2 separate regions of the Mus musculus genome follow, and region 2 is linked to region 1. The links are chromatin loops, found by intact Hi-C in ENCODE. Cell type or tissue: left cerebral cortex. All regions are shown on one strand.

Region 1 (2,500 bases):
AAGGAAGAAAGAAAGAAAGAAAGAAAGAAAGAAAGAAAGGAAAGAAAAGAAAGTAAGTTTGCTTTTTGTTTTTGAGATGGCGTCTCATGTTTCCCAAGCCAGCTAGGAACTCTCTACAAGGAGAGGATGCTCTTGAGCATCTGTCCTGCCTACTTCTACCTCTCAATGACTGGCACTACCACTGTCTGTTTTATTCCAAGCTAGGGAATCGAACATGCAGCTTCATACATCTATAGGTAAGCACTCTAGCAACTGAGCGGCATCTCAAAAAAGAAGTTATAATATTAAAAAAATCTGATGTAGGGGTTGTAGAGCCAGTAGCCATGCCCTGCATACGGTAATATTTGCATACTGCTGCGCACACTGCAAACCGAGTGAAGCGAGAATCTCTTCCCAGCACGGGATGCTTTCTTGACATCTGACATACCCAATCCCCTAACTTGATACAGCAGTACCCCACTGTCAGAGAGGGAAGGAGAGTGAGTGGCAGGTCCCCGGGTTTGCTGAGTCCCTCGCGGGGGAGGACCGGCAGGTCTGAGTCGCACTCACCCAGGCCCCGCCAGCCGAGCGGGCCATCGCAGCTGTCCAGGATCCCGCAAAGCTCTCCCAGCAGTGCGGGCGGCAGGTCGAAGAGCAGCAACTGTGGCGACAGCGCGCCACGGGCCCCGCACCGGCCGGCCATCGCGGAGTCCCGGGACCCCACGCAGAGAAGCAGGGAGGTCGCCGCTGTCACCGCCTTTCACAACCGCGGAAATTCAGCTCCACGACGGCTGCCCGGAGCTTGCAACACGCCGTCGCAGGGCGGGCCCCACGTGACGTAGGGAGCCGCTCCCCAGGGATGCGCCCTGCGAGACCTGGGCTGCCCTTGCTCCTAGCCGCTGTCCCGCGACCCTGCGCGCCGCACCCCAGGTCATCTTTGTTATGAACCGTTCTGTCCGTCCCCGTCTTGGGACATGACCCAGGAGACCAGCCAAGAAAATGAGGGCGGGGAACAGCGGCTGGAATCCGGGAAAGCCGCCACCCCTCTGCTGCTCTGGGACGGGCGGCCTCCTGGCCACGATGGATCTAAGAGGTTTGTGTTACATCTTTTAAAGTTTCTCTTTGTCCCGTCAGGAAAGAAATGCGTGCTCACCGAGAAACACGTTTTTGCCAAATAACTTTAAACGGAAGGAAACGTGTACACGCCGGGCGAAATGGACATAAAAAGAAAACCACAACAAACAGGCCAAACCTGGGCAAACAAACTGCTCATCCTTGCTGCAGAAGGCAACCCCTGCCGTCGTGCCGCTTGGTTTTACTACAGTCTCCCTTTCTTTCCTCGCAGTGCTTCAACGAGTTTGCAAAATGAAGTTTAGGAAACATTGGCTGGTGTGTTGAAATATTCTACCGTTTATGCTGTAATGACCACCGCAGGAACGGTACGGATACTACTGACAAAGGAGGTGGGAAAATGAAGTGGGAGATTTTATGATAACCAGGCACTGAAAAACAAACTCCTGTTTCAATCCCCTGAGCTTGTCTTTGGAATGGCGCCCCCTGGCGGTCAGCAGCAATGGTGCCTGGGCATTCAGTACCCACAGTGGCAAAGTTAGAACTGTTTGAGCAAAACTTCTTAAGTCTCCTCATTCTAAGGACTACGGTTTTATCAGGCTACACCCCAAAAAGGGTCTCTATGCCACCATGCTGAGCATCAGAGGGAGAGAAGATTGATACAGGGTTCTTTTTGACTTTCTAGACCAGACAAAAGCAACCTGAGACGTGTGCCTGCACAGGAAATCGCCATGTGTGGTTGTGTTAGCTTTCTGACAAAATGCCCCCACCGAGCAGCTTCAAAAGAAGAAGTTGTTTGGTACACAACCTCGGAACTTCAGTCCATGGTTGCTTGACCCCAATGTCTTTTGAGGTCTCTGAGAAGCCAAAGTGTCATAGCGTAAGTGATCCATGGCGGCAGGAAATGAGAGAGAGGGAGGGAGGAAGGGGGACAGGGCCAGGGTACCAAATTCCCTTCAAGGGATCTGATTTATTTGCACTAAGACCTATCTGGTTCCGGTTCAGTCGCCTATCAGCACTGTAGGCTGGCAAGCAAGCTTTTAGTATATGGGCAGTCAGAGGATGTTTAATATCCTCACTATAACAATAACAGTAACACTCAAAATGTTTGCATCACCAGGTCTTCTAATGCGGCATGAGGCAAGGAGAAAGAGATTGGGGGCAAGATACACCCTCCAAAGCCACGCCTCCAATGACATAATCCATCCGTGAAGTCAGTGTCTGTGAGCTGCTTACCTCTACACTACACTACACTACACTACACTACACTACACTACACTACACTACACCAGCTGGGAACCACGTGGCCAAGCGTGCACTCTCAGTGCTTCCTGTCCACGCCATAATAAACGTGTTTCTCATCTCTAGAGGTGAACCATCTAGACCCCTAGATAAGTCTCATCTTTTCTTAGCGGCTCTGGATCCTAAAACCCTTTCCTTCTAACAGAAG
Region 2 (2,500 bases), 76 kb before region 1:
ATCTTTTCTATATTAAGCACGCAGATTTGCCCTTTTGGAAGCCTATTTAAAACAAACAAACAAACAAACAAAAAGCTCACCACTTCAAAATCTTTCTACTGTATTTCTGACAAGGGTCAGGTTCCAAGTGTAGGTGCTTTGGGTTTAGCTATCTTAGGGTTTTAATGCTGTAAAGAGACACTTTTATAAAGAAAATGAATTAGGACTGGCTTACCGTTTCAGAGGTTTAGTCCATTGTCGTCATGGCAGGAGTCATGGCAGCATGCAGGCAGACATAGTGCTGGAGAAGGAGCCGAGAATTCTACATCTTTTAGATAGATAGATAGATAGATAGATAGATAGATAGATAGATAGATTTATTGTATGTACACAAGTACACCAGTAGAGGGCATCAGATCTGCTACAGATGGTTGTGAGCTACTATGTCGTTGCTGGGAATTGAACTCAGGTCCTCTGGAAAAGTAGACAGTTCTCTTAGTGAGCAATCTCTCCAGCTCCCGAGAGTTCTACATCTTGATCCACAGTCAGAAGTGAAGAGTGAGACATACTGGCCAGACTAGGGCTTTTGAGATCTCAAAGCCTGCCCTCAGTGACCCACGACCTCCAACAGGGTCACACCTACTCCAGCAAGGCCACACCTTCTATAATGCTACTCGGTATGGGTCAAGCATTCAAACACATGAGTCTGTAGAGGCCATTCCTACTCAAACCACCACAATAACAATGGTTTTATTTTGTTTGTTTGTTTGTTTGTTTGTTTGAGCAAACTATGTCCTAGGTTTTCCAGATTTTTTTTTTTTTTTTTTTTTTTTTTTTTTTTTTTTTTTTTTTTTTTTTTTGCTGATCTGAATGCTCAGTAGTTTTTAATCCCATGGTGCTTAGGGCTTCGACTGGCCTGACTTCTTAAACTAGGACAGTGCTGTCATGCCTCTGCTGCCCCCTGCTGGTCATAATTGGTAACTACCGCTCCAGGGAAAAGGCCTGACTTCTTGGTTCTAAAAATAATCCTGCAGGATGTGGGTAAAGTAAGTTGGTTTTGTAAATGTCTGTGGGACATCATTTTAACGGTGCTGTAGTCCCTGCAAAGACTAGCCACTACTCCATGTTTCCCAGAAGATTTTAGACTGGACGGAGGGGAAAACTTGGACCTAAAGTGGATCGAATGTCTTAGGGGAAAATGGTTCTTCTACATAAAGTCTGTCACCAACAAGCTCTGCACCTTTGTAGTCCCTAGGCTAAGAGCGTCCTGTTTTCTCATTAGAGGAAATGCTAGAGCATCGATAGCAGGAAGCGAAACGCTATTTGAAATCCTGATGAGCTGCTGCCGCTTCGGGGAGAGCCTTGACTATGCAAAGGCCAGACCCAGGAAATGAGAGATTATAGAAAGTTCATAGAAGAAAAATAGGAGTGAAGCTTGATGACTTTGGACAAGGCATGCGTTTCTTTGACATAACGCCAATAAATTAATTAATTAATAAAGTAACGAAGGGAGAGAAAAATGGAACTTCATTCTCATTTCAGGTTGGGGTGTCGATAGGTATTGTCAAGAAAATGTAAAAAACAAAAATCTAGGTGAGGAAAAAAAAAGGTTTTGCAAGTCATCAGCAAGGAAGTAGTGTTTCAGGCTGGAGAGATGGCTCAGTGGTAAAGAGCGCTGACTGCTCTTCCAAAGGTCCTGAGTTCCCATCACTCAGGAGGGAGAGGCAGGCAGATTTCTGAGTTTGAGGCCAGCCTGGTCTACAAAGTGAGTACCAGGACAGCCAGGGCTACACAGAGAAACCCTGTCTCAAAAAGAAAAACAAAAAAAGATTTATTTATTTATTATATATGAGTACACTGTAGCTGTCTTCAGTCACCCCAGAAGAGGGCATCAGATCTCATTACGGATGGTTGTGAGCCACCATGTGGTTGCTGGGAATTGAACTCAGGACCTCTGGAAGAACAGTCAGTGCTCTTAACTGCTGAGCCATCTCACCAGCCCGCTGATGCACGTTTCAAAAGATGCTCACATCATTTGTCAGAAAAATATCAATCAAAACTACAGTCAAAAGCTACTTTCGCACCTAATAAGGTTGTCAGTTTGAACGGACACAGCGTAACTACTGCAAGAAGCTGGAACACCCCTGCCCGGGTGACAGACTTGCACATGATACAATCAACTGGCAAACACTTTGACAGTTCCTCACACTGCAAAACACAGAGGAGTAAATGGAAGATTCATTTTCTCAGCAATCGAATTCTTTAGTATATGCCCAAGAGAATAGAAAACATATCCACACAAAAACCTATACATAAGTGATAATCATAATATTGCCAATGATACTGAAATGGCTAAAACAACCCAACCATTCATCAGCTGATGAGTGATATATCTGTGCAAGGAAATACTACTTTGCAAGAAGAAGAAGAAGAAGAAGAAGAAGAAGAAGAAGAAGAAGAAGAAGAAGAAGAAGAAGAAGAAGAAGAAGAAGAAACTGTCCATTCATGCTACAATATAGAC

Evidence for each region. A loop is a pair of places that touch in the nucleus more often than their neighbours do. Peaks named below come from ENCODE experiments on the same cell type or tissue, not always from the same donor. Only the 100,000 strongest peaks of a DNase experiment are listed, where the experiment ranks them.
Region 2: a loop joins it to region 1, with 2.2 times the contacts of the local background. A loop is called at or near these places in 10 of 42 quality-filtered maps.

Annotation. Positions count from the first base shown.
Region 1 is chr10:120,200,778-120,203,277 of GRCm38, forward strand. Irak3 (interleukin-1 receptor-associated kinase 3) reads right to left here and starts at 820. Exons shown (of 12, transcript NM_028679.4): 1 at 550-820. The coding sequence starts at 682. Gm38500 (predicted gene, 38500) reads left to right here and starts at 813. Exons shown (of 3, transcript NR_166661.1): 1 at 813-1,072; 2 at 1,325-1,418; 3 at 2,171-2,500. In left cerebral cortex, a CTCF peak has its summit at 1,545 (motif pointing left); DNase peaks (open chromatin) are centred at 786 and 1,529; H3K4me3 peaks cover 1,337 bases; H3K27ac peaks cover 178 bases.
Region 2 is chr10:120,124,398-120,126,897 of GRCm38, forward strand. No RefSeq gene overlaps it. Among named protein-coding and RNA genes, the nearest start is that of Helb, 13 kb to the left of the region's middle. In left cerebral cortex, a CTCF peak has its summit at 950 (motif pointing left); a DNase peak (open chromatin) is centred at 947.